Linked DNA regions of Homo sapiens: region 1 is linked to region 2. The links are chromatin loops, found by intact Hi-C in ENCODE. Cell type or tissue: IMR-90. All regions are shown on one strand. Links, peaks and the distances in the headings refer to the core of each region. The heading gives the core; the rest is flanking DNA.

Region 1 (5,392 bases), core at 300-5,299, 360 kb before region 2:
ATTAGTGTCTTCTATGTGATGCCACTGGCATTCTGGAAGCAACATGAATAGAATGGTGAGTGAGCATCTCAGGGTTAAGGATTATGGTCCTTAATCTCATCATTTCAGCTGGGTACTCACGCCTCTAATGATGGCTAGAATCTCTCAGTTCAGAGATCCTTTCTACCCGTTCTCTCTCTAAACTTTAGAACAAGGGCAGAGGGCAATCCCTAGAAGTTGGTAAAAGGCTGGAGATGTGGAGCTCTAACTCTGCCAAATGATGTGCCCCTGTTCCTCCTTATTCAAGTCATGCCTCTTTACCTTCATTTTACAGAGGTGATAGTTGCCACCAGTTCCTGTGACTTTTGAGTTTTCTGCCATTTAAATACATTTGGTCCTAGTTTCCAAACTTTTTCACTATGTGAAAAAGTCATTAATGTCAAAACAACTACACAGTCAACTAAACTAAAAAGTCAACTAAAAAGTCATTTAGTATTAAGCCAAGTAAATGACCAGTTATTCATCTTCTACCCTATTTCCAGAACTCTGCTGCTGTTGATTTCTTTCTTTCATTCTTCCCTTAATAATATCTTTTCTTAATAATATCCTTTCTTAAAATAGAAACAATAAAAACAAAAATAACTTTTACTAGGGTTCCTGGAAAGAAACAAAAACCAAATTGATTAATATGCATTCAGTCCATCTTAATCCAAAATTGAAATGATCAGTTTTACATTTAGAAAGCTACTAAAAATGACACAACCACTTTAAGACCAAAAAAAAAAAAATACTTCCTACTACAATGTATTTGCTACAGTTCTCATGTTAATTATTTCTTAAAACCATGTAATTAAACATTAATATATTGATTTAAGGGAGGCACACAGTAGCTTTGCATGGTAAAATGAGGTAACATAATTTTATAATGTCATTTAATGCTTCTTTAAAGACAAAATATTATTGCTAAAGCTAGAGTTGGAAGAAATCATCTCATGTCACACATAACTTTAAGTGAAGACAGATTGTATATCCTAAAAGTCAGAGGCAAATTGGAATTTACTGCAGAATTATTAGGCAAATTGGACACTTACTGCTTTTCATATAGAAAGAACTGGATAAATATCATCTTGCTAAATTAACTAAAGAATAAAGGAAAAACGTTATTTTGTTGACGACTTTTTATTATTCATGACTTGAATCGGTATGCATAAAAGCATATTAATTGTGTAAAACAAGATTTTCATAAATTTTTTCTAATATTCACAATTTTGCAAAGTTGGTAACATTAATCACCTTTTACATATGAGAAAACCAAAGTTCCTAGAATTCAAATATCTTGCCTAACTTAGTTAAATGGAAAAGTTGGAATTCAAAACCACACTTGTCTAATATCAGGACCTATTTATGCCACTGAGTTCAATTTTGGCTTGATAACATTACGATGTAGAATATATTCTTAGTTAACTTAGGATATGGGTATCTATCAAATAAGCCATTCCACAGCACCATTATCAAACCTTTTCCAAATGAACTGATTGGCTGATCTAATTTATTTTATGATGAAATGTTCCCCTTTGCACAATGCAGTTAAGATATTTACATCTAAAATACTTGCATACTTAGCAGCAAAATAAATTTCAACCTTTCAAGACATGTAATTAATACTTATGTATCCAGCACATACTAACCAACATCACATTTATTTTGTTAAATTCAAGGATATAGTACTGACCAAAGCAGTCTGCATTCATGACTTTGTAACCTAACTAGAAAGATGAGATGATAAACAAGTAGTTAAAAAGCATCAGAATGCAAGTGTTGTGAAGGAGATAATATGGTGTGCTACAAACAAACACACACACACACACACACAGAGTATGTATACATATTTGTGGAGCGTAAGCAGGAGAATTCGCTTTTACTAGATGTTAGATGCGTCCCTGAGAAAGTTAGCATAGGCTGAGTCCTGAAGAAAACAGTCCAATAGATAAGGAAATAGTAAAGTGTGAGGAAGAAGGAAGAGCGTATGTAGAGAGCATAATGACGGAGAGAACACGAGGAAATGAACTGGGAACCAAGGAAGGAATTCAAAAAAAACTGTAAAAATCTCTCTATTCCTCTGTTATTCCTTTGTTCCCTGCACGGAGGAGTAGAGGGGGTGCAGTTTTTTCTTTTAGTTTAGTTTAGTTTTTTTTTTTTTTTTAAACTGACTACTGTGATTGGTTTCATCATGATAAGATTTTCATTGATTCCAGCCCTCTGTATGTGTAAGAAAATAGTCTGACTTCCCAAATCACTACCATAATTAACCATTCTGCTAAAATCTGCTACAACCTTTTTCCACCCAGCGTTTTTTAACTAAGATGTTATAATCAACATATATACTCTCTATTTAAGTCATAAGAATGTCTCCCCTGGCTCTCTAAATACCAACAGAGTATTTATACTAAGAGTTAAAAGTCAAAATTATTTTGTAAGAAAGGACTTCCAATAACAGGTTACAACCCCTAAATCCAGAGAAAAACATTTAGCACCTTAGTAGCACAAAGGTATATGAGTCCAACAATTTGGGAATGTTGGAGATTTGAATTTTATTATGAAAACGCGGTATGGGTCAATTGAATCTTGAATACAATTCTTCAATATGTTGAAACAAATTTTCACATAATAAATATAAAACATATAATTATACTCTGTCAGTGACATCTTAACAAACTAAAGATTAGTATGCTATTAAAGTATATTTGGGTTTTCAAAATAAATGCAATTCACTTGACTTTTATGGTCCATATAGGGCTAGGAAGAATTCAAACACTACCCCCATGGTTCTCAAACTATGGTCCCATGATTATTAGCATCAGCCACATCTGGCAACTTGTTAGCAGTGCAAATCTCATATATCCTAAACTCTAGGGTCAGACACTCCATAATCTGTGTTCTAACCATCCTTTTGGTGACTAAGAATACAAATATTTCTTGCATAAGCAAGTTTCTAAGTAGCAATTCTGAATCAGCAAATACATCTCAGTAGTAGTCATTTGCTAATGCTCTTATATTCCATCTATAACTCATCTGCCTAAACTGGGATTGTTTTCTTTTGAGAGAAGTAAAGAATGGTATGCTTTCCAAATTAGGTCAATGTAATGTTTTCCATTGTTATTAAATTTAAAATAATATGCATTTAATGAAAAATAATGGAAACTATGTTACAATAAAATTTGGATAATTTAGTCATGTTAAGAATCAAGTATATTTTAATATTACAGATTGTAGCTCAAAGAGGGTCAAAGTTATTTAGATTATAATGGGGCAAATAAAAATAGCCTAATTTTGAAAAACAGTTCTGTGATCCATCCAGGACTTTATCAGTTGATGGCAACGGGTCTTTATTAAATAGAACGTCTTTCCAAAATCTATATTTTAATTTGATCAATTCAGATAGATCCTTGGCGTGTTTCATATACATAATCCTAACTTGGTCAACTTTGGCCCATATACGGAATGAAAAGAGATGGCCAAAAGGAAATATTTTTGTGAGGCAAGATAAAGGATGGAGTGGAAACACAATGTTTTTTGTTTTTTGTTTTTAAGTGAAAAGTTGACAAAATTTATGATAAGATCAGGGGAAAAAAGAAAATGAAGGAATAATTGATCATCTGAAAATGAGGAAAAGCGGTGGTTAAATCATTGCTTCAGACAGTTGTCGGAGCTATCCCTTAGAAACTGTGGCTCTGGAAGAGCTCCTCTGATGATTAACTTGCAGAGCAGAAAATGAGGTGAGAGGGAATGTGAAGGAAATCACCAGTTTGGCTGGACTGAGGAAAAGCGAAGGCAGTTGAACGGACCAATTTATATGTATGAGATCCTTTTAATCTGGGCTTTCTTAACTCTGATTGCACCTATATTTAGTAGACATGTCAGAGGATAAGCATCTTCTTATGCTAAGAAGTCATTTTTACTTCTTTAAGGTGATTATACTCCAGTTCAGCTATAGATAAATTGCATTACACTCAGTTGATGACCTGAAGAATTGGATGACGTCTAAAAGTGAAAAAACTTTACATAGTGTAAATTATAGGTAACTGGTCATCCTAAATTGCTTACTCTGCTTTTAGGGACAAAACCTGCTCTCTAGAGAGATAGCAGTCAATGGGTTTGTTGTGGTAGTTTCTATCATCATATACTGATGTTGCATATTGTTCCTTTATAATAATTTTAAATTCCATATGCCATATAATTTTCAAATTATTAACCAAAAGTTGACTAAATTTAAAATAAATTATTGACATAACCTCACCCATATCTACCTATTTAGGGACACTCTGTATAATTACTGGGCAGCTTTCTCTGCCCACAGCCCGTGTTTACTATTGCCTCATCCAGGCTCCAAGACAGTGCTATCCTCTCCCCCACTACATGATAGTTCCAGAATACTTTATCCCTTGGGCAGCTTTTTTCTAATTAAAATTTACCTCTCATAAAATTAATTTTTCAGTTTGTAAAATATTAGTGAATGTGTATTTTCTAGTCTGGTAGCCAATGATAAATTCAATAAAATTCTAAATTCTACCTTTTTGGATATAATATTTGATATCCTTTGGCTATGTTCCCACCCAAATCTCATTTTGAATTGTAGTTTCCACAATCCCCACGTGTCGTGGAAGCGACCTGGTGGGAGGTAATTGAATCATGGTGGTGGTTACCTCCATGTTGTTCTTCTGATAGTGAGTGAGTTCTCACGAGATCTGATGGTTTTATAAGGGGCCTTACTCTCACTTCACTCTGTACTTCTTACTGCTGCCATGTGAGGAAGAATGTGTTTGCTTCCTCTTCCGCCATGGTTGTTTCCTGAGGCCACCCCAGCCACGTGGAACTGTGAGTCAATTAAATCTCTTTCTTTATAAATTATAAGTTTCTTTATAAATTTCAGATATGTCTTTATTAGCGGTGTGAGAACAGACTAATACAATATTCTACATAATTTCCAAAATATGTCAAGATCTATGCAAAGGTAATAACAACCTTTTGAAAGAATTTCTAATTGTAAAGTATGAAACAAGATCAACAAAATTATAATGAAACTAGAAAAAATATATATATTTTAATGTAGAGAAGCAAAAATAATAATTTTAAAGTATAAGATGGAGGAGGAATGCAGTATCCTTTTTTCCTGAGGTTGAAGAGAAACATCATATTCTGTGAAAGACAGAGATAAATTAGCAAGAGAGAACCCTAAAGAAGCACATTCATTTGACATCTTAAGCATTAAATGGAAGGCGGGACAGGTTAAATGGTTTTAAGAAATTCTTCTTAATGGAAGCTTATTTTCTAAAGACTTTATCTAAAGTGGAGTTAAGCAAATGATCAAGGAGTCTAGCTCTCTTTATCCATAGCAGCAAACAGCTCCTCCGTG
Region 2 (5,392 bases), core at 289-5,288:
GATAAAGAAAATGTGGTACATACACACCATGGAATACTATTCAGCCACAAAAAGGAAAAAGATCATGTCCTTTGCGAGAACATGGATGGAGCTGGAAACCATTATCCTCAGCAAACTAACACAGGAACAGAAAAGCAAACACCGCATGTTCTCACTTATAAGTGGAAGCTGAACAATGAGAATACATAGACACGGGGAGGGGAATAATGCACACTGGGGCCTGTCAGGGGCTGGGAGGAGGAACAGCATCAGGATAAATAGCTAATGCATGTGAGGCTTAATACCTAGGTGATGGGTTGGTAGGTGCAGCAAACCACCATGACACACATTTGCCTACATAACAAAGCTGCATGTCCTGTACATGTATCCCAGAAGTTAAAATTACAATAAAATTAAATAAAAAAAGAAATTACCCAGCATGTAAAAATCAAGAATTCTAAATATATATACATTTAATTTGTTAGACGTCTCTAATCTTTTTTTCAAATAACCCTATTTTTATTTGTCTCTCTTTTCAAGCACTACATTTCTTCCTAAGCAAAATGAAACCTCTCCACTCTTAATTATTTTTGCCAAAATTTTTTTTTCAGTGAACCAGGTTTTGGTTTTCTTAGGTAAGTTTGCTATTTGCATTTTTTAAACTGTTTATTTTCTATTTTAGTCCTTTCTACTTTCCTTTATATTAATTTTGACATTGTACTTACTTTAGATTTATTTTTGTCCTTTTGTTTCTTGAATTGAATATTTAATTACCTTTACCTTTTTTCTTTTTAATAAATGTATTTAAAGCAATACAATTTTTTTTTACAGTCTCGCTCTGTCACCCAGGCTGGAGGGCAGTGGCACGATCTCGACTCACTGCAACCTCCACCTCCTGGGTTCAAGTGATTCTTCTGTCCCAGCCTCCTGAGTAGCTGGGATTACAGGCATGTGCCACCACATAGAGCAATACAATTTTTGTCAGTATTGGTGTGATTACTTTCCACCATTCCTAACTTGCAGTCCTCTCATTATCCTCTATGAATAGTTTGCAGTTTAGAATTTGACAAACTTCAAAAAAATAAAAATACTTTTACAAATAAATGTTAAATACAATGCATAGGATTTATTTTGACTTCATAGTAGTCAGAAAAGAGTGATTGTATCATTATTTCTTTGGGGACTTAATGTAATATTTGTGGCTTAATACAGGGTAAATTTCTGTGACTATTCATCAACGTTTGAAAATAATATGAAATCCCTCTTGGAGGTATGTTTTTATGAAGGCTCCGGCTTCCTAATTGCATGATTCAATCCACAGTATTCATACTTATTTCTCCCTATTTGGTCTAACTTTTGCCAAGATAATTTTTAATGTTTCTTATACTGATCACTCTTTTCATATTCTTGTATTTTCATCAAATTCTATTCCAGATATTTCAAACCTGTAATAAGCATGCACATTCATAACTTTCATGCTTCCTTGTTGGAAGTGTATTCTATCAATATGAAATATTTCTCTGAATTATCTTTTAGTCATTTTAATATCAAACTCCACGTTATTAAAGAATACTGTGTAATCTGTGATGTTTAATTTGCCAGGGATTATTATTCTTTCTTCTCTCTCTGTTTCTCATGTTTGTTCTTGCTTTTTCACTGCCTTCTTTTTCCTTTTCATAAGAAAAGCTTGTGGGGAAAACGTCTAATTGTGCTAAAGGAAAAATGAAAGAAGAATAAGTTTCCTCTTTTTAGCTAATCAAAATGTCTTATACTTACTTGAAATATTCTTCTAGAAATCTAAATTATGAATCTGTTATATTTTTCATTATTTTAAGCATTATGATTTTAGAAGAGTTAGAGCTATGACTCAAAGCCTTTTTCTAAAGTAAAGGTCATTTTACAGAAAATTATTTACATTATTCTGTACCTTTTCAGTCGATAAAATTTCAAAACTCAAATTTGTCAATTCTCATACCTCTACTCTGTAGAAAACAGGGACATAATTTTTAACATTGCAGATTTGACAGCAACCACGAATGGCAAGGGAGAAAGTGCATGATTTAAAAAATTTAAACCTTATTTTTAAAAACAAGGAAAGCAGGACAAAATTGTCAGAGAATAAGGGAAATGAGGGTAACCCCATAAACTGCTGTCACAAACCACTCACATTTTGCTGCAGGCTTCCTCTTGAGAGGGTTTGCTGCCCCCTCTTGGCCTTTGCAGTGGGATGCAAAAGAAAAACGGAAAAAACAGGCATCAAAGAGGCTTAACAAAAGCGCTTGAGTCTAAAATATTTTGAAGAACAATGTATGTGCTGTATGAAACAACCTTTGTGGAGGAGTCTGTGACTCTCTAAGGCTGCCCCACTCTCCAGTCCCTTAACAAGAGAAAGCTGCCTGTAATCCCAGCACTTTGGGAGGCCGAGGCGGGTGGATCACGAGGTCAGGAGATCGAGACCATCCTGGCTAACACGGTGAAACTCTGTCTCTACTAAAAATACAAAAAATTAGCCGGGCGTGGTGGCGGGCACCTGTAGTCCCAGCTACTTGGGAGGCTGAGGCAGGAGAATGGCGCGAACCCGGGAGGCGGAGCTTGCGGTGAGCGGAGATCGCGCCACTAGACTCCAGCCCGGGCGACAGAGCGAGACTCCGTCTCAAAAAAAAAAAAAAAAAAAAAAAAAAAAGAGAAAGCTGACGTTAAGGATCTTCCTGCCTTGTGAATTGTCATGCTCTGTGTAATTGGATCCCACCCACTGACTGGGCTCCCGGGACAAGGCCACCATCTACATCCTCTGAACAAACTAGGCTGCATGACATAAACCCCACACAAAACTGAGCAATAAAAGTGTTTCATGTTGAAAGATAAGTAAATCGTTTTTCAGAACATACTAAGAGCAGTATAGGAAATAAGAGAAGCAGCAGGTAAAAATTGAAGTACATAAAGCCAGAAGCAGAGATTATTACAAAGAGAGATGAAAACAAGGGAGAGAAAACTAATTTAAAAAAAAAAGAGTTTGCTAGAACTCAAAACCCAAAAGCTGTGACTATGCTACCCTGCATTGTTGCACTTTGCACATGTGACGACATTCACAATCTTGAGATGGAGAGAGTATCCTGGATTATCTAAGCGGGCCCAATGTAGTCACATGAGTCCTTCCTAGAAAAAGCAGGAAAGTCGGAATTGAAGAATGATACAAAGATGGAAGCAGACTCAGACAGAAAGAGAAAGCGGGAGAAAAAGCGAGCGAGCGAGAGAGAGAGAGATTTAAAGATAGTACACTCCTGATTTCGAAGATGGAGGAATGTTGATGAGCCCAGGAATGCTGGTGGCATCTAGAAACCAGAAAGGTAAGCAAATTCTCTCCTAAAGGCTCAAAGAGCATAGCCTTTCTCACCCATTTTGAACTTCCGACCTCCAAAACCATAACAAATTTTTCTTGTTTTAAACCACTAATTTTGTAGTAATTTGTTACGGCAGCAAGAGGAAACCAATACACATGTTTCTGGATTTCTTAGAGAAACTTCAAATTTGCTGTTTCCCCTCCTGTTCCATTGACATGCTCCTACATTTTACTTACATTCCCTATTCTCACAATGTTATTCAACATCCCTATATTCTTCTGTATTTCCTATATGGTCATTCTTTATAATAGCAATATCATAATCCATAAACAGTACATCTAAATTTCCAAACCAAAATAGTGTCTTATTACAAACATGTCTTAAATTCACCTTTTTTTCTATTTTGACTGCTACTTCCTTAGTTCTCTTCTGTCTTATCACATATTTGAATTATAAGAACAAGAAACTAATGTTTTCTAGTCTCCAAATGATTCCCAATCAATTTCATACTATGAAATTATCTTTACATGAAAGCCTTTTTTTTTGGCGGGGCGGAGGTCGTCTCGCTCTGTTGCCCAGGCTGGAGTGCAGTGGCACGATCTTGGCTCACTGCAACCTCCGCCTCCCAGGTTCATGCCATTCTCCTGCCTCAGCCTCCTGAGTAGCTGGGACTACAGGTACCCGCCACCACGCCCGGCTAATTTTTGTATTTTTAGTAGAGATGGGGTTTCAACATGTTGGCCAGGGTGGTCTCGATCTCCTGACCTCGTGATCCGCCCGCCTCTGCCTCCCGAAGTGCTGGGATTACAGTTGTGAGTCACCGCACCCGGCCTATGTAACAGTCTTATGCCTTTAAAAAAAAAAAAATTCTATTGGCCAGGCGCAGTGGTTGTCACACCTGTAATCCCAGCACTTTGAGAGGCCAAGGCGGGTAGATCACGAGGTGAGAAGATCGAGGCCATCCTGGCCAAAATGGTGAAACCCCGTCTCTACTAAAAATACAAAAATTAGCCGGGCATGGTGGCGGGTGCCTGTAGTCCCAGCTACTCGGGAGGCTGAGGCAGGAGAATGGCGTGAACCCGGGAGGCGGAGCTTGCAGTGAGGCGAGATCACGCCACTGCACTCCAGGCTGGGCAACGGAGCGAGGCTCCATCTCAAAAAAGAACAAAATGAAACAAACAAAAAAAAAACTTCCGTTTTTCTCCACTACCTATAGGACACCAATTAGAATAATTAACTTAGAAGAGCAATTAAGTATAATGCGAAGATGCCCAGGAGAATAAATTATAATATTTTATTGAGATATTAAAGACCTGGATCTTGTGGACAGAAAAGTATTCCTTTAAAAGTACTCAAAAATATTGAAAATAGAAAAAAAATTAAGGTTATTTGTACTAAAATAAGAATAATTATCAAAAAATAAAATATTCTATTAAAATTATGCTATATTTTATATTATGCCATAAAAAGTAAAAATTATCTTTTAAATATTAAAAAAGTTACACACTGGAAATAATACCTTCAATACATATACTGATCAAAGATTAGTTATACAAGTATAACTAATAACAAAGACATGAATATAAAGAAATATATATGACTAGTAACACATTTGACTAATAATCATGAATATCAGTGTCAGGAAAATGCAAATCAAGACCACGTTGAAATACCAGTCTATGCCGCAAAATATTATAAAGAAATAAAAACACATTGATTACAATGACTCTCAACATACAGATAATCTTACAAAGACTCCCAAATAGTTATAGGTACCACAGCTTATTTTTGTTTTATATAGCTTTAAACAATTAAGAATTTAAAAATACATCTTCTTTTACAATTTAAATGAAAAGCAATGGAATCATTGATACAGGATTCATTAATACAAGAATCATTGAATGGAGAGAGGTAAAGGGATGGGACAGTGGAAGTAAATGATTTTATCTGGGTCACTGTCAAAGTTTTAACTTCTATTTTGGAAGGCAGTTTGATGGGTATTTATTATATCAATAAAAATAACTAAGTAGTCATCATGGAATAATAATGAGAGTACACCTTCAACAAAGAAT

Evidence for each region. A loop is a pair of places that touch in the nucleus more often than their neighbours do. Peaks named below come from ENCODE experiments on the same cell type or tissue, not always from the same donor. Only the 100,000 strongest peaks of a DNase experiment are listed, where the experiment ranks them.
Region 1: a loop joins it to region 2, with 2.2 times the contacts of the local background. A loop is called at or near these places in 3 of 110 quality-filtered maps.

The regions. Positions count from the first base shown.
Region 1 is chr18:68,264,832-68,270,223 of GRCh38, forward strand. No RefSeq gene overlaps it. Among named protein-coding and RNA genes, the nearest start is that of LINC01912, 2.7 kb to the left of the region's middle. In IMR-90, for the core only: no CTCF peak of the experiment used is centred there; a DNase peak (open chromatin) is centred at 2,950.
Region 2 is chr18:68,621,358-68,626,749 of GRCh38, forward strand. No RefSeq gene overlaps it. Among named protein-coding and RNA genes, the nearest start is that of TMX3, 91 kb to the right of the region's middle. In IMR-90, for the core only: a CTCF peak has its summit at 2,180 (motif pointing left); a DNase peak (open chromatin) is centred at 2,174.